2 separate regions of the Homo sapiens genome follow, and region 2 is linked to region 1. A link is a loop called in an ENCODE intact Hi-C map of the cell type or tissue named here. Cell type or tissue: tibial artery. All regions are shown on one strand. Each heading gives the region's core, and the rest is flanking DNA. Links, peaks and the distances in the headings are about the cores only. Region 1 has its middle 9.8 kb from the start of UGT2B11. Region 2 has its middle 10 kb from the start of UGT2B28.

What was found. Peaks named below come from ENCODE experiments on the same cell type or tissue, not always from the same donor. Only the 100,000 strongest peaks of a DNase experiment are listed, where the experiment ranks them.
Region 2: a loop joins it to region 1, with 4 times the contacts of the local background. A loop is called at or near these places in 36 of 110 quality-filtered maps.

The regions. Positions count from the first base shown.
Region 1 is chr4:69,218,136-69,231,019 of GRCh38, forward strand. It overlaps a transcript of UGT2B11 not described here. Among named protein-coding and RNA genes, the nearest start is that of UGT2B11, 9.8 kb to the left of the region's middle. In tibial artery, for the core only: no CTCF peak of the experiment used is centred there; DNase peaks (open chromatin) are centred at 4,346 and 6,489.
Region 2 is chr4:69,264,012-69,276,895 of GRCh38, forward strand. No RefSeq gene overlaps it. Among named protein-coding and RNA genes, the nearest start is that of UGT2B28, 10 kb to the right of the region's middle. In tibial artery, for the core only: no CTCF peak of the experiment used is centred there; a DNase peak (open chromatin) is centred at 5,305.

The sequences.
Region 1 (12,884 bases), core at 2,857-10,856:
TTTTTCACAGGTGTTATTTTCAATAAAACTCCCAAATTATCTTCCTCAAAAGCATATTCAGCTTAGAGTCTACTTCTTGGAGCCACCCAGCATTTGATAATATGTACCAAGAGAGGTCAGAAAAAAAGAACAGACAACAAAATGAGATTTTAGAGTTGGATCATTCACTACCAGTTGTAAGGAGAATCCTATCACTATTGGTAGGGAGAACACAAATAGACCCTGGAATGTGATAATTTAAATTTTTCATACTTTCAGTAATGGCAAATTATGATGGTAATCTTTTGAAAGGGAAAGTGTTACTTATTAGGATATATCACAAATGTATCAATATGGGAAAAGTAGAAATTATGACCACAATAGAGGCAAATGTTTTTTTCTTCAGAGTTAATGCTTGGGATAAAATAATAGAAGAGTGAGGACTAATAACCATCAAATTAAGGCAAACTATGAAAGCCAGAAAAGTCTCCTTGGAAGTGTTCCCAGATAAAGGGGCCTTGATTCAGACACCGAGAGAAGGTTCTCGGATTCCACACAGGAAGGAATTCAAGGTGAGTCACAGAGTGCAGTGAGAAAAGATAGTTCATTGAAAGCTATGACATTACAGAGTAGGGCATCCTCTGAAGGGAAAGAGTTGAATGCAACACCTTTGTTTCAAGTTTTTCTTATATAGGAGTTGTCTCTGTAAAGGACCTATTCACAAAAGTCCCTGGATTTTGTCTGCAGCTCCATCTCTGTGCAATTTCTGGGAGACCCCTCTGCCAGTCCACATGTCCTTGAAGGTATGGAGCCCCATCTAGCCAGAATTCCAGATGTCTATAGTGAGAGGGAGCTGTCTACTATTCCTTTGACTCACCTTTCCCTAGAAACCGCTCAGGGTAGAGAACCAGCTGTAGTATTCAGGCACCCCATTCAGCGTCCTCAGCCTTCTTTCTCTTCAGCCTCAGTGACTACTTCTTTCCTCCATCCACACTCAGTATTTTCTCTCCAAAGATCTGTTCAAATTATGTTGGTATGAAAAAAAAAACCTGGTGTTCCCCTGGTGGCAGTGGCACTTCCTGACTGCATCTAGTTGATCATCTTGAGCACATTCCTGTGTATATATTCTTTTGAGAATTCTTTCTTGATGTCCCTGCCCCATTTTTTAATGGAGTTGTTTGTGTATGTTTTATTAATTTGTTTAAGTTCCTTATAGATTTTTGATATTAGGCCTTTATCAGATGCATAGTTTACAATTATATTCGCCCGTTCTGTAAGTCATCTGTTTATTCTGTTGATAGTTACTTTTGTTGCACAGGGGCTTTTTAGTTCAGTTATGTTCTCTTCTATTGATTTTGTTCTAGGGTTTTATAGTTTATGATACTGTACTAGCGTTTTCTCATGCTGTTACTAAAGACATACCCGAGACTGGGTAATTTAAAAGGAAAGAGGTTTAGTAGATTCACAGTTACACATGGCTTGGGAGGCCTCGCAATGATGAGAAAAGGCAAATGAGAAGCAATGTTATGTAATACATGGAGGCAGGCAAGAAGACTTGTGTAGGGAAACTCTCCTTTATAAAACTATAAGATCTCAAGACACTTATTCACTATCATGGGAATAGCATGGGAAAAATGCGCTACAATGATTCAATTACCTCTCACCAAGTTCCTCCCACAACAGCTGGGAATTATAGGAGCTACAATTCCAGATGAAATTTCGGTGAGGGAACAGCCAAATCATATCATTCTTCCCTTGGCCCCTTCCAAATATCAGGTCCTCACATTTCAAAACCAATCCTGCAGTTCCCCAAAGTCTTAACTAATTTCAGCATTAACTCAAAAGTCCACAGTCCAGAGTCTCATCTGAGATAAGGCAAGTCCTTTTTGCCTATGAGCCTAAAAAACAAAAGCAAGTTAGTTACTTTCTAGATACAATGAAGAAACAGGCATTGGATAAATACACTCCTTCTAAATGGCAGAAATTGGCCAAGACAAAGGGGCTACAGGCTCCATGCAAGTCCGAAATCCAGGTAAGGCAATAAAATCCAGGGGACAGTCATTGCCAAAATGATCTTCTTTGACTCCATGCCTCAAATACAGGTCACACTGATATAAGCGGTGGGATTCCATGGTCTTCGGCAGTTCAACCCTTTAGTTTTGCAGGGTACAGGTCTCCTCTTGGCTGCTTTCATGGGCTGGCATTGAATGTCTGTGGTTTTTCCAGTTGCATGGTCTAAACTGTTTGTGGATGTATCATACTGTGGTCTGGAGGACGGTGGCCCACTTCTCACGGCTCCACTGGGTAGTGCTCTGGTGGTGACTCTCTGTGTGGGTGTGTTGGGGGTGGGGGGGCTCACACTACACATTTTGCACTCACACTGTGCTAACAGAGTTTCTTCATGATTGTCTCAACCATGTGTAAGACTATTTGTAGCTTGATGGCCTCGATCCTGAAGAAAACAAATTTGACAAGGAGGTTAAAAATGCAAGGCCCAAAAGCGAGTAATAGTAGGATGGCTGTCACAGGCCTACAAAAGGGAGGAGCCAAGGTATCCATTGGTTAAACATATTTCAGGGACCTAAGTGTTCAAGCTCCTTTTTTCTACTTTCTATTCATTCTCTTATTTCTTTGACCTTTTCAGTAATGATTCCTGACTGGTTAATGAAATGGCAACATTCTTCTCCTAAGAAGAGGCAGGTTCCTCCTCTTTCAACTGTTAATAAGTCTAGGGCTCTCCGATTTTGAAGGACTACCACAGTTAGAGAATTAAGCTGGCTTTGTAGGGTCACTAGAGAGTCGGTAGCTAATTCCATGTCATCATTTAATTCTCGTGATAATTTATAACAGAATTGTGTGGAGGAGGTTATGCCTCCAATTCCAGTCCCAAGCCTGCCTAGTATTCTGGCTCCTACAATAAAAGGGACAATAAGGGTTCGCGTGTGGCAAGATTGGGGTATAAGGAGACTTTGTAACTCTTGTTCAGTATATATGGACATGGGAGGTGCTAGAAAGGAGAGAAAGCACAGTTCTTTCGGAGTGCCATTTAGGCATGATAGGCTGTGATATCACAGATGAAAAAAATGCCTTAAGGTAGACAGGTGAAACCTGAGGTCTTGCACTAGTCTCCACTGACTATTTGGTTTTTGTATTCCTAGAATTGGGGTGTTCCAAGGACTGGTACATATTTTTACTAAACCTTGAGCTTTTAAATTTCTAACAATATCCTGTAATCCTTTGAGAGCTTCAGGCCTTTAGGGATATTGCCTTTGATAAGGAAAAATGGTGGGGCCTTTTAGCTTGATTTGGACTGGATGAGCATTCTTTGCCCTTCCAAATTGTCCTTCTAAGGCCCAGACCTCGAAGTTGATTTCTTCTTCAAGTAGGGGACAACAAATGGGTAATTTGTTCCCCATATTCATGTAGATAATGGCCCCAGCTTTGGCTAATATGTCCCTCCCTAATAAGGGTGTGGGACTTTCAGGCATTACAAGAAAGGCATGTGAAAGAGCAAAGTCTCCCAATTGCAGCTGAGGAGACGAGAGAAATACCTGGTTACAGGCTGTCCTAAGATTCCTCGGATAGAAACAGACTTTGAGGACAGTCATCTGGGGCAAGAGGTTAAAACTGAGAAGGCCACACCAGTGTCCAGGAGGAAGTCCACTTCCTGGCCCTCAATGGTCAAACTTACCTGGGGCTCTGTGAGGGTGACGGCATGAGCTGGCGCTTGCCCCAGGCACACTCAGTCCTGTTGCTGAATCATCTGGGTGGGTGCTTCTGGTCCAGAGGTCCTTCATCCTCTGGGGCAGTGCACCAATTGCACATGGGTGAGGGGGTGGTTTGTTTTTTGTTGAACACTCTTTCTTAAAGTGTCCTTGCAAACCGCACTGATAACAAGTCCTACTAGGCAATTGGCCTCTCCTCTCTTGATTCCCTCTGAGCCACCAAGGTCTGCCTGTCTGAGGGCCATGACTAAGGCTGCAGCCTTTCTCTTATCTCACTTTTCCCTTTTGGCCTGTTCCTCTTGGTCCCTGTTATAGAACACTGAGGTTGCCAGGTTTAATAATATCTCTAAATTTGTTCTGGGCCTAAGGCAGAGTTTTGGAGTTTTCTCCTAATGTCAGCCACTGATTGGGTGATAAGTTTATCCTTTAAAATAAGTTGGCCTTCAACGGAATCTGGAGTTAAGGAGCTGTGCTTTCTTAGGGCCTTCCTTAGCCTTTCTAGAAAAGCAGAGGGGTTTTCCTCCTTTCCCTTTGTAATTGTGGATAGCATTGAGTAGTTCACAGGCTTTTTCCTGGTCTTCCTCAACCCATCTAAAATGCAAGTTTGCAAATGCCAGCGGCCCCAGTCTCCATGATCTGAGTAAGTATCCCAATGAGGGTCTACACTGAGGACTGCCTGTTGCCCTGTGGGGAATTTTTGCCACTCCTCCAGGGTCATTCAATCATTTAGCTGGCTAAAGTACCATAGATCCCCAAATTACCAGGCTGCTGCTAAAGCTGCTTCTTTTTCAGTAGGACTTAAGGTCTGATCAAGAAGCAACTGATAACTGTCCATGTGAGATCAAAGGACTGCCCCAATTCTTGCAGGACATCTATACAGTCATCAGGATCATCTGAGAATTTCCCTAAATTTGCCTTTATCTGTTTCAAATCTTGAGAGTGAGAAGGGGGCATGCACATGAATGGGCCCAAATTCTCCTCCTACTGCTTATAAGGGACATAGTTTGGGTGCCTTATAAGCACCCAAGTTTAAGTTCTCTTTCCGATGCACCTTTAACACTTCAGTGGGGCTGGATGGAGGAGAGTCAGTGCAGGAGGAGAGTAGGGCTGAGGGAAAAGGCCCTGAGTATGGAGGCAATTGTGGCCCTCTGTCCTTTGGGCAAAGCTTGCAGGCTTGGCACAGGTCAGTACTGTCACGAAGGGCAAAGAAAGCTTGTACATAAGGGACATCACTCCATTTATCTTCCTGTTTACAGAAAAGATCTAGTTGTAGAAATGTGTTATAATTAATACTTCCCTCAGGGGACCACGTTTCTCCATTTTGTAAGGAATACTGTGGCCAGGCAGTGGTACAGAAGACAATCAGCCACTTCTTTTTTAAGGTTTCAGGGTTGAATTTGTCTCAGTTATTCAGGATATATCTTAAGGGAGTGTCCGGTTTGGTGCCCATCTGGAATTTTAAACACAGGGATGCCCGCACCGCTGGTTATTCCTGGGACTCATCTTCTCTTAGGGCGTCCCCCACAGGTCAGGCCCAGATGTGCTCAAAGCTCATGGCCACTTTTCCTGAGCCCTCCATCTACTGGATTTAACCATGCTTACCGGCAGGATGGAAACTTCCGTTGTCCCTGCTGTGCACCCACTGACCACTAAATGGAGCACAAGGACTGTTGGATTTATTGTGGTCCTTCTGCCAATGCATCCTACCTGTTCCAGGGTGGCAAGGCCTGGGACTGAGGCACCACTGATGCCTGCATGCTAAGGCCCAATTTACGTGGGCCTGGCCATAAAATTGTCCTTCAAGGAGAAATCTCTGAATTAGCAACAGGAGGCTTATTAAGCTTAAAGGGGGTGGTGGATGTTCTCTAGGCCAGGGCTGAGAGAACAGCTGCTGTACTCTAGGCTTCTGTCCCCACTTCCCATCAAAGGAGTAAGCCCCTCTCTTACGGTGGTCCAGTAATCTGTGTCCCAACTGACTATATTTTCTTCCTTCCAATACCAACTATTGAATGGTTCAAATAGCAATTCAATGGCTCTAAGAGCTGTACCCATGCACCACAGATTGTACTTGAGAGGTCCCAACAAGGGGGAAAGTCTATCTGGGGAGCAATGGAGGAAATGCCCTAAGGCTTCTACTATCCATATGATAATTACAGACCTATCTTTAAATTGTCTTGATGTGGGGAACCATACACTATGGTGGGGAACTGGCCCTTCAAAATGGCCATGGAACGGAAACACATGCCTGATCCTCGGAGGGCACCATGAACAGGGATCTTCCGGGCACCATCCCAAGAATTTAAGACTTTTAAATAGAGAATCTTCATCCTGCCTAGTGGGAATAACCTTGCTTGCGAGATGAGGAAAGAAGTCTGGCCGGCGGACATTAGGACCCAGGAGGAAGGGGTCAGAAGATGTGGTGGTCTCACACTCAGTAACCCTTGCAGGGAGAGCCTTTGGAGGGGCCATGGTCTCAACCAGGAAATCTGGGTGACTAGAATGTCTGCTGATAACTCCCAGGTGTACTTCCGGACCACCATGAAAAGTGAAAGAGTATGAACCGGATCCAGACTTACCAACATTCCCAGACCCAGAGGGTCAGGGTTGTTAGAGAGCCTTTTTCCAGAGAGCCTGACACCGGTGTCTTTAGTCTCATGGCCGCGCTAATCACCTTTAAGTGGCCCAGAGGTGCCCGGTTTAGCCTCTGAATTCTAAGGAAGGACAGGACAGAATTGCAAGCCAAAGAGGTCTGATCATACTCACCACGTGACGATGTAAATGCCTTTCCTGGAGATCCTCCTGGCTGGTTCACCAAAAATGTAATGCCAAAGGTTCTTGCCTTAGCCACGCCAAAGATTTGGTGTGGCAGCAGCCCTTGGTGAGGGTGAGAGAGAGACACGGATCAACCGAGAGAAAAAAAAAAAAAGCTGTAGGCTTTATCGAGCAGAGTGATGGTACAAAGCTTCCACAGCGTGGAAGGGGTCCCAAGCGGGTAGCTAGTGTTAGATTTTTCGCTCACCTTTTAAACTCTTTAAGGCGGGAAATACATGTGTGGGAAGATGTTACCAGAGCCAGAAACAAAGACAATTAACATGTCTTAGATCTTGAGGAAAACCAGAATTGTAACTTAAGTTTTATCTACTTTATAACCTGGCAGCACCATGGCAAAGGAGTCAGAATCTCACAAGATTTTACAAATTGTGTTTACAAGGAAGTGGAATTGGGAGCACAGACAAGGGCCGCTGGTCATAGAAAAACTGGCTTTTAACATTCCTTTTAGTTTCAGGGGAGGGGGAAGGGAGAGAGGGAGCAAAGACACAGGGAAGCTTACAGCTAAAGTTTCTCTGTGTATAGCTTCGTTGGGGAAGAAAACACATGCACAAATTCTGATGTTAGGAATATTTTAAGCATATATCTTCAATATGATTCATCCAGGACCAAAGTAAGTTCTAATGCAGGAAATGAGTGAGTTTCACAGTTTTCGGAGCCCCTACTTGACCCAGGAAACCGAGCTGGAACCTCCTCTCATTTGTACATACATTTTTTCTTCTGAAACTTTGCTGAAGTTGTTTTTCAGAAGTAGGAGCTTTTGGACAGAGGCTTTGGGGTTTTGTGTGTATAAAATAATACCATCTGAGAAGACAGATAGTTTGTCTTTCCCTCTTTCTATTTGGATGCCTTTTATTTTTCTCTCTTGCTCTGGCTAGGACTTCCAATACCCTACTGAATAGCAATGGTTAGAATGGACATCATTGCCTTGTTCCAGTTCTCAAGAGGAATCCTTTGAGCTTTTGCCCATTCAGTATGCTGTTGACTGTGAGTTTTCACAGATGGCTCATATTATTTTGGAGTATTTTCCTTTAATACATAATTTGCTCAGGGTTTTTTAGAGTAAAATTGAGACCAAACAATCAGAAAACATCAACAATACTGAAAGTTTTTTATTTGAAAGAATAAATAAGATTGATTAATTACTAGATAGACTACAAACGAATAAAAGAGAGATGATCCAAATAAACACACTCAGAAATGACAATCAAGAGATCATCATCAACCTCAGGAAAAACAAACTACCTGCAAAGACCATTATGACCATCTCTATGCATACAAACTTAAAAACCTAGAAGAAGCAGATAAATTTCTGGACACCTACATCGTCTCAAAGTTGAACCAGGTAGAAATAGAAACCCTGAACTGACCCAAAATGAGTTCCGAAACTGAATCAGTAATATAAAGTCCAGCAAACAAAAAAGACCTGATTCAGATAGATTCACAGCCCAATTATTTTATACATATAAAAATAAATACTAGACAGCCTACTGAAACGATTTCAACAAATTGAGGAGGAGGGACTCCTCCTTAACTCATTCTATGAGGCCAAGATTGCTCTGATACCAAAACCTTGCAGAGACACAGGAAGAAAAGAAAACATCAGGCCAATATCTATCATGAATATAACACAAGAATCCTCAACAAAGTACTAATTAATCGAATTCAGCAGCACATCAAAACCTAACTACCACAATCCTGTGTCCATGTGTTTTCATTGTTCAATTCCCACCTATGAGTGAGAACATGTGGTGTTTGGTTTACCTTCCTTGCGATAGTTTGCTGAGAATGACGGTTTCCAATTTCATCCATGTCCCTACAAAGGACATGAACTCATCATTTTTTATGGCTGCATAGTATTCCATGGTGTATATGTGCTACATTTTCTTAATCCAGTCTATCGTTGTTGGACATAGACATCTTATACAGTGCTGGAAATCTATCAAATATTTGCTGGTTGTAATGAATGTTCAACATGTCTATCCTTTGATAGGTCTTTTTTGACTTACCAATCTCACTGATACGATTTATGATCAGATATTGAAATAATAGAGACCTTCAGAAGGGAGATGGTCATAATACACATGAGCACTAAGACTGGGGTATTATCCAGAAAGACCTAATTTAGAAAGCTGTGTACATAGTAATAGAGAAGATAGCACTAGGGACAAAACAGATAGGTGACCAAGGGAATTTCTCAATCTGTAATACCAGAAGAGTTCAAGAATGGATACTAAAAAGTTGAGGGCAGCTGTTCTCACTAGAAATCACAGTAATCTGTCAAGGGTCTGGACCTAAGTTTGTTTTCAGACCTGAAATTTATTTACGGACAAAGACACCAGGCCCTTCAGGGAAAAAAATTCTGTAAAGCCAAATAAACTCCCATGATACTGATTCCATATTTTTTTTTTTTTTCCTGAAAAGGACAGTGACATCCCTAGGATAACTGGTGATTTCCTCAATTTCCAAAATGCGTAATTGTGTAGATACACTTTCTCTTTAGAAAAACCGTGAATTATATCATTGGTGCCTGGATACAAGTCATTTTAGTGGGAAAGGCCAAGTGGATTATCTTTGCATTAGTTTCTTGGGCTGCTTAAAATAGAAATTATTCTCTGATAGCTATCTAAGCCAGAAAGTCAAAATCTGTATTCTCAGGGTTCATTTGTTCTGGAGGCTCTAAGAGAAAAACAATTCAATGCCTGTCTCTTGGCCTTTACTGGTTGCTGACAATTCTTGGAGTCCCATGGCTTATGGCTTCTCACCAACTTCTCTTTCCTCAGCATCATCTTTTCTTTTCTTTCTTCCCAATTTTCTCCTGCCTTTATTCTTTTCAAAAAAATTTGTTTGCTTTTAATTTTTTGTAGAAGCGATGTCTTGCTATGTTGACTTGGCTGGTCTTGGATTCCTGGCCTCAAGGGATCCTCCTACCTTTCTCCTTATAAAGATATCTGTCATTGGATTTAGAGCACATCATAAATCCGGAATAAATTTGTCTTGATTTTCTTTGTTTACATACATCTGCAAAGATCTTCTCTCCAATAAAGTCACTTTAATAGATTCTGGAGGTTACTCACTGGACATATTTTTGGGGAAGACAACTCTTCAATTCACTAGATACATGAAGCTTCTTCATTCCTCCATTACCACAGATGTCAGGTGGCCCAGAAAATGGAAAATAAAATTGCATTGCATACCTGGGTATTGTGAAAATTAAAGACCTTGAAGGTATAAAAGATGCAGGATGATGGGCTCCATTACATCTTTGATTAAAAGTTTGACCACTGCAAAATCCAACAGATCCTAGAGTCTGGTAGTGGACTCCTGCAATTTCCACCAATATTTGCTCCACTGGCATCCCGTGTGTCAGGTGGAGTATCTTTGCTAGACCAGATGAACATTCATATTATTAAAATGGCTGTACTTCTGACAGTGATTAATGGATTTATTGCATTCTCTATTAAATTCCTATGGTATTTCTTATAGAATTGAAAAAAATCTTTAAATTTGTATGAAAACACAAAAGACTGTTAACATTCAAACCTGATTTTTTAAAAAAGCACAAGATGATCTTATATATTACTTTTAAAAAAGCAACTATAAGACTTTATAGAAAAAAGACTTTCTTTTTTTATAGGTTAAAACTGAATCTAGTCAGTTTTATTCAAGATTAAATCTGGCTACTTCTTCTTCACCTCAGAATGTTAAAGTTTTTATAGGGTTATTCAAAAATAGCTTAATTATGCCCTGTTCTCCATGTACAAGCCAGGAGACATTAAGTTCTGAGACTTATGTCCCAACTTTTTGGGACTGACTTTTGTTCCAATTGTGGGAATTGACATTTGGTCTTTCCTTTCTTCTACAGTCAAAATGTCAGTGGACTCATTTTGATCCGTGCCATCTCTCTCTAAAGAAATATGCTGTTTCCAAACTTTAAACTGTACTTAGCTTGGAAAAGAAGGCCTAGTAACAGAGATAGGAGTTATCATTACATATCTAGCTATCGTTACATAATGGAAGCCAGACCTTGTCAACTCAATCCTTTACCAAAATTTTAAACTCATTAATAGATGATTGAAATGATAACATGATTTCCTCTAGTGCTGCTCACAGGCTTCCCACTTTATTTAAGAAAATCCATTATTATAGAGCTTGGGTGATGGATAAAGTAAGGCATTCACTTGTTTTTTTTATGTTATAGACAGAAGCTGGGTTTCGGTCCATAAGATCAAAATGTCCTCTGTTATTTATATTGATATAACTTTCTGAAAACAGTGCAAGTCAAAATTTGCAGTGTTAAAGGCAACCTGGATTTTGAAATTTTATCTCTTTTTGTGGGAAGTAATTTTAAGAATAAGATATAGAGTTTAAAATTTAAATAAATTTCTGTCTGATCTAGGAAACATTATTTCGCTATATTTGTGTTTTTCTCTGTGAAATGTTTGATCATCAGTTCAAATAAAAACCACAATACTATTTTCCCAGACATCTCAATGAATTATTTGATTTCTTGTAGAGAAATAATTTGTACATCAATTTAAGAAATGCATCATATAAATTTCAAAAATAGATGCATATAATTTTAATAGCTTTATTGAAGTACAATTGATATAAAAAACCTGCAAGTATTTTATACATACATATATATATATATATATATATATATATATATATATATATATATATATAAATGGCTGAGTTTGGACATATACATGCACCCATGATGCTGTCATTATAACAGTGAAGGTAATAAACATATCCATCACCTGCAAAAGCTCTCTTTGTCACTCTTTCATTTTGATGGTAATAATGCTTGCGATTTACCCTCTTAGCACATTATTAAGTGCACAATACCACGTTGTTAACCATAGGCATTATATTGGAGAGGAAATCACTATGCTTATGCATAAGCATTAGTGAAACTTTATACCCACTGAGCAACAACTCCCAATTTCTCTCTCTCCCAAACCCCTGGAAAACACTATTTTATTGTCTGCTTCAATTAGTTTGCCTATTTTACTTAACTAATATAAGTGGAATCATAAAATATTTGTCCTTCTTGAACTTGCTTAATTTACTTAGCATAATATCTTCTAGGTTCATCCATTTTGTCAAAAATGGTATCTTTTGTCAAACCTTGGCAACTGAATTAACATTTCCATTGCTTCCATGTACAGAGAAACAATTCTAACTGAACTTGTGAAAATAATTATATTGATATTAAATTAAAATGCTTATGAATAATTTTTGTATTTTTGCAAGATCAGATATGGAGAAAAATCACAAATTTATCTTTATTTTAATGAATAAAAATATTTAGAATCTTGAAATAATTAGCTATGTGAAATTAATTTGGAGATTGTCAGATTATTCTACTGTGTTTTATTATTGACATAACATGATATATCATAGTTATATTTCTATATTTACTTTAAAATACGTTTATATATACATATATACATATACATATATAAATATAGACACTGTGAGTAAGTTAGTGTGTATGTCTTTGTGGGTATGTGTTTTTTTAATGGATTCTATAGTAGCAGTTATCTAGTGTATGTCATGTCCTAATTAATATTACATCCCGGAAGCAACTCCTAAAACTCCTTTGAATTTTTATATTTTCTGTACCTTCTTTTTAATAAATGCATGTATGATTGGAACAATACTGTCTGAATTGTTTCATTTTAGCATACTATGTAATAGTATGGTGAAGGGGTGTGAGGACAGGCAGACAGAGATGGGAATAACAGAGAGACAGAGATGGGAATAACAGAGAGACAGAGAGAGAAAGAAAGAAAGAGAGAAAGAAAGAGAGAAAGAAAGAAAGAGAGAAAGGAAGAAAGAGAAGTTATTATAGTGCAACCTTATTTATCTTTGTATTAGGAGAGGCTAGCTCAGGACCTGGCATGAATGGAGCTCATAAAGTGTATATTAAAAGAAATAGGCCACTTATGACAAGGATTAGGTCATTCATATTCCAAATTCAATGTAAGACTTTCATTCTAGTCTAAATATATACCTTCGGCTTTACAATATATATATATATCTTAGGCTTTACAATATAGTAAAATATTGTTACTTTTATACATATGATATAGGTTTAATTTTGAGAACACCCACAATATTTTTTTTAAAATGCTCCTTAAGTAAACTTAAAAATATACTTCTACATAAATATAATGTGATGTTAAAGATTTTATTATTGAGCCTCCCTTTTTTTCTTGTAAAAGGAACTTACAATGTTAATACATAAGTAAAACTGTCATAATTATACCTACTAGAGACATAAAAGCTTGGAATTGAAGAATAATTTTATAATAATCTGGGCTAGGTTATAATTTTAAT
Region 2 (12,884 bases), core at 1,534-9,533, 45 kb after region 1:
GCCATTTTAATAATATGAATGTTCATCTGGTCTAGCAAAGATACTCTACCTGACACACGGGATGCCAGTGGAGCAAATACTTGGTGGAAATTGCAGGAGTCCACTACCAGACTCTAGGATCTGTTGGATTTTATAATGGTCAGACTTTTAATCAAAGATGTAATGGAGCCCATCATCCTGCATCCTTTATACCTTTAAGCTCTTTAATTTTCACAATCCCCAGGTATGTAATGCAGTATCATTTTCCATTTTCTGGGCCACCTGACATCTGTGGTAATGGAGGAATGAAGAAGCTTCATGTATCTAGTGAATTGAAGAGTTGTCTTCCCCAAAAATATGTCCAGTGAGTAACCTCCAGAATCTATTAAAGTGACTTTATTGGAGAAAAGCTCTTTGCAGATGTATGTAAAAAAAGAAAATCAAGACAAATTTATTCTGGATTTATGATGTGCTCTAAATCCAAGGACAGATATGTTTATAAGGAGAAAGGTAGGAGGATCCCTTGAGGCCAAATTCCAGACCAGCCAAGTCAACATAGCAAGACACCATTTCTTCAAAAAATTAAAAACAAACAAACAAATAAATTTTTTTGAAAAGAATAAAGGCAGGAAAAAATTAGGAAGAAAGAAAAGAAAAGATGATGCTGAGGAAAGAGAAGTTGGAGAGAAGCCACAAGCCATGGGACTCCAAGAATTGTCAGCAACCAATAAAGGCCAAGAGACAGGCATTGAATTGTTTTTCTCTTAGAGCCTCCAGAACAAATGAACCCTGAGAACACAGATTTTGACTTTCTGGCTTAGATAGCTATCAGAGAATAACTTCTATTTTAAGCAGCCCAAGAAACTAATGCAGAGACAATCCACTTGGCCTTTCCCACTAAAATGACTTGTATCCAGGCACCAATGATACAATTTCACATTTTTTCTAAAGAGAAAGTGTATCTACATAATTATGCATTTTGGAAATTGAGGAAATCATCAGTTATCCTAGGGATGTCGCTGTCCCTTTCAGGAAAAAAAAAATATGGAATCAGTAGCATGTGAGTTTATTTGGCTTTACAGATTTTTTTTCCCTGAGGGGCCTGGTGTCTTTGCCCATAAATAAATTTCAGGTCTGAAAACACACTTAGGTCCAGACCCTTGACAATTTACTGTGATTTCTAGTGAGGACAGCTGCCCTCAAATTTTTAGTATCCATTCTTGAACTCTTCTGGTATTATAGATTGAGAAATTCCCTTGCTCACCTATCTGTTTTGTCCCTAGTGCTATCTTCTCTATTACTATGTGCACAGCTTTCTAAATTAGGTCTTTCTGGATAACACCCCAGTCTTAGTGCTCATGTTTATTATGGCCATCTGCCTTCTGAAGGTCTCTATTATTTCAATATCTGATCATAAATCATATCATTGAGATTGGTTTGGTAAGTCCAAAAAGACCTAGTCCTCAGAGGATAGACATGTTGAACATTCATTATAACTTCAGCAAATATTTGATAGATTTCCAGCACTGTATAAGATGTCTATGTTAATATATCCACTGTCATAAGCCTTCTGATTCCCTCTTTCATTCACTGGCAAGGCCTTTCCAGCACACAAGTTTCATTTTGTAGTAGCCATAGTTTTTCCCAAGATTATGAATGTATCTTAGTAGTAGTCTGTTACCACCACCTTCTGAAGTTTGAGCACAACTATTAAATTCTATTTCCTTTGAGAGTGCTTCAAAACAAAAAAGGAAAGTGATGTTGAACTTTTTGAAAGTGTTTGCTGCATCTATTGAAATGATCATGATGTATTTGTTTTTAGTCCTGGGTATGTGATGAATCACATTTATTTATTTGCATATGTTTAATGAATCTTGCATCCTAAGATTAATGCCTACTTGATTGTGGTAGTTAGGTTTTGATGTGCTGCTGAATTCGATTAATTAGTACTTTGTTGAGGATTCTTGTGTGTATATTCATGATAGATATTGGCCTGATGTTTTCTTTTCTTCCTGTGTCTCTGCAAGGTTTTGGTATCAGAGCAATCTTGGCCTCATAGAATGAGTTAAGGAGGAGTCCCTCCTCCTCAATTTGTTGAAATCGTTTCAGTAGGATGGCTAGTATTTCCTTTTATATGTATAAAGGAATTTGGCTGCGAATCTTATCTGAATCAGGTCTTTTTTGTTTGCTGGACTTTATATTACTGATTCAGTTTTGGAACTCATTTTGGGTCAGTTCAGGGTTTCTATTTCTACCTGGTTCAACTTTGAGAGGATGTAGGTGTCCAGAAATTGATCTGCTTCTTCTAGGTTTTTAAGTTTGTATGTATAGAGATGGTCATTATGGTCTTTGCATGTAGTTTGTTTTTCCTGAGGTTGATGATGATCTCTTGATTGTCATTTCTGAGTGTGTTCATTTGGACCATCTCTCTTTTATTCTTTTGTAGTCTATCTAGTAATTAATCAATCTTATTTATTAATCTAGTAATTAACCTTATCTAGTAATTAATCAATCTTAGTTATTCTTTCAAATAACAAACTTTCAATATTGTTGATGTTTTCTATGATTGTTTGGTCTCAATTTTACTCTAAAAAACCCTGAGCAAATTATGTGTTAAAGGAAAATACTCCAAAATAATAAGAGCCATCTGTGAAAGCTCACAGTCAACATCATGCTGAATGCGCAAAAGCTCAAAGGATTCCTGTTGAGAACTGGAACAAGGCAATGATGTCCATTCTAATCATTGCTATTCAGTACAGTATTGAAAGTCCTATCCAGAGCAAGAGAGAAAAATAAAAGTCATCCAAATAGAAAGATGGAAAGACAAACTATCTCTCTTCTCAGATGGTATTATTTTATACATAGAATACCCCAAAGCCTCTGTCCAAAAGCTCCTACTTCTGAAAAACAACTTTAGCAAAGTTTCAGAAGAAAAAATGTACATACAAATGAGAGGAGGTTCCAGCTGGGTTTCCTGGGTCGAGTAGGGGCTCTGAAAACTGTGAAACTCACTCATTTCCTGCATCAGAACTTACTTTGGTCCTGGATGAATCATACTGAAGATATATGCTTAAAATATTCCTAACATCAGAATTTGTGCATGTGTTTTCTTCCCCAAGAAAGCTATAAACAGCGAAACTTTAGTTGTAAGCTTCCCTGTGTCGTTGCTGCCTCTCCCTTCCCCCTCCCCTGAAACTAAAAGGAGTGTTAAAAGCCAGTTTTTCTATGACCAGCAGCCCTTGTCTATGCTCCCAATTCCACTTCCTTGTAAACACTATTTGTAAAATCCTGTGAAATTCTGTCTCCTTTGCCATGCCGCTGCAAGGTTATAAAGTAGAGAAAACTTAAGTTACAATTCCGGATTTCCTCAAGATCTAAGACATGGTAATTGTCTTTGTTTCTCGCTCTCGTAACATCTTCCCAACACATTTATTTCCCGCCTTAAAGAGTTTAAAAGGAGATCAAAAAATCTAACACTGGCTACCCGCTTGGGACCCCTTCCATGCTGTGGAAGCTTTGTACCCTCACTCTGCTCAATAAAGCCTACAGCTTTTTTTCTCTCGGTTGACCCGTGTCTCTCTCTCACCCTCACCAAGGGCTGCTGCCACACCAAATCTTTGGCGTGGCTAAGGCAAGAACCTTTGGCATTTTTGGCGAGCCAGCCAGGAGGATCTCCAGGAAAGGCATCTAGATCGTCATGTAGTGAGTACGATCGGACCTCTTTGGCTTGCAATTCTGTCCTGTCCTTCCTTAGAATTCAGAGGCTAAACCGGGCACCTCTGGGCCACTTAAAGGTGATTAGTGCCGCCTTGGGACTAGAGACATGGGTGTCAGGCTCTCTGGAAAAGGGCTAACAACCCTGACCCTTTGGGTCTGGGAATGTTGGTAAGTCTGGATCCAGTTCATACTCTTTCACTTTCCGTGGTGGTCCGGAAATACACCTGGGAGTTATCAGCGGACATTCTAGTCTCCCAGATTTCCTGTTTGAGACCATGGCCCCTCCAAAGGCTCTCCCTGCACGGGTTACTGAGTGTGAGACCACCACATCTTCTGACCCCTTCCTCCTCGGTCCTAATGTCCACCGGCTAGACTTCTTTCCTCATCTCGCAAGCAAGTTTATTCCCACTAGGCAGGATGAAGATTCTCTATTTAAAAGTCTTAAATTCTTGGGATGGTGCCCAGAAGATCCCTGTTCATGGTGCCCTCCAGGGATTAGTCAGGTTTTTCCGTTCCATGGCTATTTTGAAGGGCCAGTTCCCCTCCATAGTGAATGGTCCCCCACATCAAGACAATTTAAAGATAGGTCTGTAATTTTCATGTGGATAGTAGAAGCCTTAGGGCGTTTCCTCCATTGCTCCCCAGATAGACTTTCCCCCTTGTTGGGGCCTCTCAAGTACAATCCGTGGTGCATGGGTACAGCTCTTAGAGCCATTGAATTGCTATTTGAACCATTCAATAGTTGGTATTGGAAGGAAGAAAATATAGTCAGTTGGGACACAGGATACTGGCACCGCCATAAGACAGGGGTTTACTTCTTTGATGGGAAGTGGGGACAGAAGGCTAGAGTACAGCAGCTGTTCTCTCAGCCCTGGCCTAGAGAACATCCACCACCTCCTTTAAGCTTACTAAACCTCCTGTCGCTAATTCAGAGATTTCTCCTTGAAGGACAATTTTATGGCCAGGCCCACGTAAATTGGGCCTTAGCATGCAGGCATCAGTGGTGCCTCAGGTCCAGGCCTTGCCACCATGGAACAGGTAGGATGCATTGGCAGAAGGACCACAATAAATCCAACAGTTCTTGTGCTCCATATAGTGGTCAGTGGGTGCACAGCAGGGACAACGGAAGTTTCCATCCTGCCGGTAAGCATGGTTAAATCCAGTAGTTGGAGGGCTCAGGAAAAGTGGCCATGAGCTTTGAGCACATCTGGACCTGACCCTTGGGGGACGCCGTAAGGGAAGATGAGTCCCAGGATGTCCCAGGTGCGGGCATCCCTGTGTTTAAAATTCCAGATGGGCACCAAACCGGACACTCCCTTAAGATATATCCTGAATAACTGGGACAAATTCAACCCTGAAACCTTAAAAAAGAAGCGGCTGATTGTCTTCTGTACCACTGCCTGGCCACAGTATTCCTTACAAAATGGAGAAACTTGGCCTCCTGAGGGAAGTATTAATTATAACACATTTCTACAACTAGATCTTTTCTGTAAACAGGAAGACAAACGGAGTGAAGTCCCTTATGTACAGGCTTTCTTTGCCCTTCGTGGCAATACTGCCCTGTGCCAAGCCTGCAAGCTTTGCCCAAATGGCAGAGGGCCACAATTGCCTCCATACTCAGGGCCTCTTCCCTCAGCCCTACTCTCCTCCCGCACTGACTCTCCTCCATCCAGCCCCACTGAAGTGTTATAGGCACACTGGAAAGAGATCGTAAACTTGGGTGCTTATAAGGCACCCAAACTACATCCCTTATAAGCAGTAGGAGGAGAATTTGGGCCCCTTCATGTGCATGCCCCCTTCTCACTCTCAAATTTGAAACAAGTAAAGGCAGATTTAGGGAAATTCTCAGATGATCCCGATAACTATATAGATGTCCTGCAAGGATTGGGGTGGTGCTTTGATCTGACATGGACAGATATCAGTTGCTTCTTGATCAGCCCTTAAGTCCTACTGAAAAAGAAGCAGCTTTACCTGCCGCCTGGCAATTTGGGGATCTGTGGTACCTTAGCCAGCTAAATGATTGAATGACCCTGGAGGAGAGGCAAAAATTCCCCACAGGGCAACAAGCAGTTCCCAGTGTAAACCCTCACTGGGGATACTGACTCACATCATGGAGATTGGAGCTGCAGGCATTTGCAAACTTGCATTTTAGATGAGTTGAGGAAGACTAGGAAAAAGCCTATGAACTACTCAGTGCTATCCACAATTACACAGGGAAAGGAGGAAAACCCCTCTGCTTTTCTAGAAAGGCTAAGGAAGGCCCTAAGAAAGCACAGCTCCTTAACTCCAGATTCCGTTGAAGGCCAACTTATTTTAAAGGATAAACTTATCACCCAATCAGTGGCTGACATTAGGAGAAAACTCCAAAACTCTGCCTTAGGCCCAGAACAAATTTAGAGACATTATTAAACCTGGCAACCTCAGTGTTCTATAAGAGGGACCAAGAGGAACAGGCCAAAAGGGAAAAGCAAGATAAGAGAAAGGCTGCAGCCTTAGTCATGGCCCTCAGACAGGCAGACCTTGGTGGCTCAGAGAGAATCAAGAGGAGAGGCCAATTGCCTAGTAGGGCTTGTTATCAGTGGGGTTTGCAAGGACACTTTAAGAAAGAGTGTTCAACAACAAAAAAAAAACCACCCCCTCACCCATGTCCAATTGGTGCACTGCCCCAGAGGATGAAGGCCCTCTGGACCAGAAGCACCCACCCAGATGATTCAGCAACAGGACTGAGGGTGCCTGGGGCAAGCGCTAGCTCATGCCATCACCCTCACAGAGCCCCGGGTAAGTTTGACCATTGAGGGCCAGGAAGTGGACTTCCTCCTGGGCACTGGCGCGGCCTTCTCAGTTTTAACCTCTTGCCCCAGACGACTGTCCCCAAAGTCTGTTACTATCCGAGGAATCTTAGGACAGCCTGTAACCAGGTATTTCTCTTGCCTCCTCAGCTGCAGTTGGGAGACTTTGCTCTTTTCACATGCCTTTCTTATAATGCCTGAAAGTCCCATACCCTTCTTAGGGAAGAACATATTAGCCAAAGCTGGGGCCATTATCTACATGAATATGGGGAACAAATTACCCATTTGTTGTCCCCTACTTGAAGAAGGAATCAACTTCGAGGTCTGGGCCTTAGAAGGATAATTTGGAAGGGCAAAGAATGCTCATCCAGTCCAAATCAAGCTAAAAGACCCCACCGTTTTTCCTTATCAAAGGCAATATCCATTAAGGCCTGAAGCTCTCAAAGGATTACAGGATATTGTTAGAAATTTAAAAGCTCAAGGTTTGGTAAAATTATGTAGCAGTCCTTGGAACACCCCAATCCTAGGAATACAAAAACCAAATAGTCAGTGGAGACTAGTGCAAGACCTCAGGTTTCACCTGTCTACCTTCAGGCATTTTTTTCATCTGTTATAACACAGACTATCATGCCTAAATGACACTCTGAAAGAACTATGCTTTCTCTCCTTTCTAGCACCTCCCATGTCCATATATATGGAACAAGAGTTAAAAAGTCTCCTTATATCCCAATCTCACCACAGGCAAGCCCTTAGTGTCCCTTTTACTATAGGAGCAGGAATACTAGGCAGGCTTGGGACTGGAATTGGAGGCATAACCTCCTCCACCCAATTCTATTATAAATTATCACGAGAATTAAATGATGACATGGAATGAGTTGCCAACTCTCTAGTGACCCTATAAAGCCAGCTTAATTATCTAACTGTGGTAGTCCTTCAAAATTGGAGAGCCCTAGACTTATTAACTGCCAAAAGAGGAGGAACCTGCCTCTTCTTAGGAGAAGAATGTTGCTATTTCATTAACCAGTCAGGAATCATTACTGAAAAGGTCAAAGAAATAAGAGAACGAATAGAAAGTAGAAAAAAGGAGCTTGAACACTCAGGGCCCTGAAATATGTTTAACCAATGGATACCTTGGATCCTCCCATTTGCAGGCCTGCAACAGCCATCCAACTATTATTCGCTTTTGGGCTTTGCATTTTTAACCTCCTTGTCAAATTTGTTTCCTCCAGGATCAAGGCCATCAAGCTACAGATGATCTTACACATGGAACCTCACATGAGCTCAACTCACGTTTCTACCAAGGACCCCTGGATCCACCCGCTGGTCCCTCACTGGCCTAAAAAGTTCTCCTCTGGAAGACACCACAACTACAGGTCCCCTTCTTTGCCCCTAACCAGCAGGAAGTAGTCAGAATGACCGCCGCCCAGTTCCCAACAGCAGTTGGTGTGTCCTATCTAGAGGGGGGACTGAGGAGGTTCCAGCTGGGCTTCCTGGGTTGAGTAGGGGCTCAGAAAGCTGCGAAACTCACTCATTTCCTACATCAGACTTACTTTGGCCCTGGATGAATAATAATATTGAAGATATATGCTTAAAACATTCCTAACATCAGAATTTGTGCATGTGTTTTCTTCCCCCAAGAAAGCTATAAAAAGTGAAACTTTTGCTGTAGGCTTACCTGTGTCCGTCCTCCCTCTCTCCGTTCCCCCTCCCCTGAAACTAAAAGGAATGTTAAAAGTCAGTTTTTCTGTGACCAGCAGACCTTATCTATGCTCCCAATTCCAATTCCTTGTAAACACAATTTGTAAAATCCTGTGAGATTCTGTCCCTTTTGCCATGCCACTGCAAGGTTATAAAGTAGATAAAACTTAAGTTATAATTCTGGTTTTCCTCAAGACCTAAGACATGTTAATTGTCATTGTTTCTTTCTCTGGAAACATCTTCCAGCCACATGTATTTCCCGACTTAAAAGAGTTTAAAAGGTGATCAAAAAATCTAACACTGGCTACCCGCTCGGGACCCCTTCCACACTGTGGAAGCTTTGTACTGTCACTATGCTCAACAAAGCCTACAGCTTTTTTTTCTCTTGGTTTATCCCTGTCTCTCTCTCACTGAGGGCTGCCGCCACACCAAATCTTTGGTGTGGCTAAGTTAAGAACCTTTGGTGTTACACAAATATCAGTAACATTTGTTTATACCAACAACATCCAAGCTGAGAGCCAAATCAAGAATGCACTATCATTTACAACAGCCACATATAAAATACCTAGAAATACAGCTAACCAGGGAGGTGAGAAATCTCTGCCCTAAACATTACAAAATGCTGTTGAAAAAATTAGAAACAGCATCAACAAAAAGAAATGTATTTCATGCTCAATTATAGAAAGAATTAATATTTTTAAAATGACCATACTGCCCAAAGTAATTTACTGACTCAGTGCTATTTCTATCAAACTACCATGAACATTTTCAATGCAATTGGAAAAAAAATTCTAAAATTCCTATGAAACCAAAAATAGCCCAAAAGTCAAAACAGATCTAAGCACAAAAACAAAGCCAGAGGCATCACAATACCCAACTTCACACTCTAATACAAGGCTACAGTAACTGAAACAGCCTGGTACTGGTACAAAAACAAACACATAGACCAATGGAACCAGTTAAAGCACCCAGAAATAAAGCCTTACACCTACAGTCATCTGATTTAAACAAAGTCAATAAGAACAAACAATGGGGAAATAACTCACTCTTCAATAAATGGTGCTACATAACTGGCTAGCCATATGCAGAACACTGAAACTAGATATCTTCTTTTTACCATATGCAAAAACCAACTGAAGATGAGTTAAAGATGTAAATGTTTAACTAATATGGTTTGGCTGTGTCCCCACCCAAATCTCATCTTCAATTGTGGCTCCCACAATTACCACGTGTTGTGGGAAGGATCCAGCAAGAGGTAATTTAATCATAGGGGTGGGTCTTTCCCATATTGTTTTTTTGATAGTAAATAAGTCTCATGAGATATAATGGTTCTATATAAAGGGGAATTTCCCTACATAAGCTCTCTTACCTGCCGCTGTGTAAGATGTGACTTTGCTCCTCATTCACCTTCCGCCATAATTGTGAGATTTCCCTGGTTATGTGAAACTGTGAGTCCATTAAAACTCTTTCCTTTATAAATTAGCTTTGGGTGTGTCTTTTTTAACAGCATGAGAATAGATTAATACAGTAAATTGGTACTAGGTAGTGGGGTACTGCTGTATAGATATCAGGAAATATGGAAGCAACTTTGGAACTGGGTAACAGGCAGAGTTTGAAATAGTTTGGAAGACTCAGAAGAAAACAGAAAGATGTGGGAAAGTTTGAAACCTCCTAGAGACTTGTTGAATGGCTTTGAGCAAAATACCGATAGTGATAGGGACAATAAAGTCCAGGCAGAGGTGGTCTCAGATGGAGATAAGGAACTTGTTGATAACTGGACCAAAGGTGACTCTGCTATGTTTTAGCAAAGACCTGTGGCATTTTCCTCCTGGCCTAGAGATTTGTGGATCTTGTAACATGAGAGAGCTGATTTAGAGCATCTGATGGAATAAATTTTAAGCAACAAAGTATTCAAGAGGTGACTTGGGTACAGTCAAAAGTATTCCATTTTATGTATTTACAAAGATATGGTTTGGAATTGGAACTTACGTTGAAAAGGGAAGTAGAGCATAAAAGTTTGGAAAATCCATAGCCTGATGATGTGGTATAAAAGAAAAATCCCATTTTCAGAGGAGAAATTAGAGCTAACTGCAGAAACTTGCATAAGTAATTAGAAACCAATTGTCAATAGCCAAGACAATGGAGAAAGTGTCTCCAGGGCATATCAAAGGTCTTCCTGGCTGTAGCCCTTCCCATTACAGGCTGGGAGGCCTAGAAGGAAAAAAATGGCTTTTTGAGCTAGGCCCAGCATCTTGGTGCTTTGTGCAGTGTCAGAACACAGTCCCTGTGTCTCAGCTGTGGCTAAAAGTGGCCAAGGTAGAGCTCAAGCCATGGCTTCAGTGGGGCAACGTCCAAGCATTGGCAGATTGTCAGCTTTGATGTGGTGTTGAGTCTGTGGGTACACAGAAGTCAATAATTGAGGCTTGGGAACCTCTACCTAGATTTTAGAAGATTTATGGAAATGCCTGGATGTTCAAGCAGAAGTTTCCTGCAGGGGTGAGACAATCATGAAGAAACTCTGTTAGCACAGTGTGAAAGGAAAATGTGTGGTGTGAGCCCCCCCCCACCCCCAACACACCCACACAGTCACCACCAGAGCACTACCCAGTGGAGCTATGAGAAGTGGGTCACCATCCTTCAGACCCCAGTATGATACATCAACAAACAGTTTAGACTATCCAACTGGAAAAACCACAGATATTCAATGCCAGCCCATGAAAGCAGCCAAGAAGAGGGCTGTACCCTGCAAAGTCAAAGGGGTTGAGCTGCCCAAGACCATGGAATCCCAACGTTTATATCAGTGTGACCTGTATTTGAGACATGGAGTCAAAGAAGATGATTTTGGCAATGACTGCCCCTGGATTTTACTGCCTTACCTGGATTTTGGACTTGCATGGAGCCTGTAGCCCCTTTGTCTTGGCCAATTTCTGCCATTTAGAAGGAGTGTATTTATCCAATGCCTGTTTCTTCATTGTATCTAGGAAGTAACTAATTTGCTTTTGTTTTTAGGCTCATAGGCAAAAAGGACTTGCCTTATCTCAGATGAGACTTTGGACTGTGGACTTTTGAGTTAATGCTGAAATTAGTTAAGACTTTGGGGGAACTGAAGAGAGTGCATGACTGGTTTTAATATGTGAGGACCTGATATTTGGAAGGGGCCAAGGCAAGAATGATATGATTTGGCTGTGTCCTCACCGAAATTTCATCTGGAATTGTAGCTCGCATAATTCCCACCTGCTGTGGGAGGAACTCGGTGAGAGGTAATTGTATCATCATAGGGCATCTTTCCCATGCTATTCCCATGATAGTAAGTGTCTTGAGATCTTATAGTTTTATAAAGGAGAGTTTCCCTACACAAGGCTTCTTGCCTGCCTCCAAGTATTATATAACATTGCTTCTCATTTGCCTTTTGTCATGATGGTGAGGCCGCCCAAGCCATGTGTAACTGTGAATCTATTAAACCTCTTTCCTTTATAAATTACCCAGTCTCGGGTATGTATTTAGAAACAGCATGAGAATAAGCTAGTACAGTATCCTAAAACTATAAAACCCTAGAACAAAATCAAGAGAATAGAACATAACTGAACTAAAAAACCTCTGTGCAACAAAAGTAACTATCAACAGAATAAACAGATGACTTACAGAATGGGAGAATATAATTGTAAACTATGCATCTGTTAAAGATCTAATATCAAAAATCTTTAAGGAACTTAAAGAAATTAACAAAACATACACAAATAACTCCATTAAAAAATGGGGCAGGGACATCAAGAAAGAATTCTCAAAAGAATATATACACAGGAATGTGTTCAAGATGATCAACTAGATGCAGTCAGGAAGTGCCACTGCCACCAGGGAAACACCAGGGTTTTTTTTTTCATACCAAAATAATTTGAACAGATCTTTGGAGAGAAAATACTGAATGTGGATGGAGAAAAGAAGTAGTCACTGAGGCTGAAGAGAAAGAAGGCTGAGGACGCTGAATGGTGTGCCTGAATGCTACAGCTGGTTCTCTACCCTGAGCTGTTTCTAGGGAAGGGTGAGTGAAAGGAATAGTAAACAGCTTCCTTTCACTGTAGACATCTGGAATTCTGGCTAGATGGGGCTCCATACCTTCAAGGACATGTGGACTGGCAGAGGGGTCTCCCAGAAATTGCACAGAGATGGAGATGCAGACAAAATCCAGGGACCTTTGTGAATAGGTCCTTTACACAGACAAGACTCCTATATAAGAAAAACTTGAAACAAAGGTGTTGCATTCAACTCCTTGCCTTCAGAGGATGCCCTACTCTGTAATGTCACAGCTTTCAATGAGCTATCTTTTCTCACTGCACTCTGTGACTCACCTTGAATTCCTTCCTGTGTGGAATCCGAGAACCTTCTCTCAGTGTCTGAATCAAGGCCCCTTTATCTGGGAACACTTCCAAGGAGACTTTTCTGGCTTTCATAGTTTGCCTTAATTTGATGGTTATTAGTCCTCACTCTTCTATTATTTTCTCCCAAGCATTAACACTGAAGAAAAAAACATTCACCTCTATTGTAGTCATAATTTCTACTTTTCCCATATTGATACATTTGTGATATATCCTAATAAGTAACACTTTCCCTTTCAAAAGATTACCATCATAATTTGCCATTACTGAAAGTATGAAAAATTTAAATTATCACATTCCAGGGTCTATTTGTGTTCTCCCTACCAAT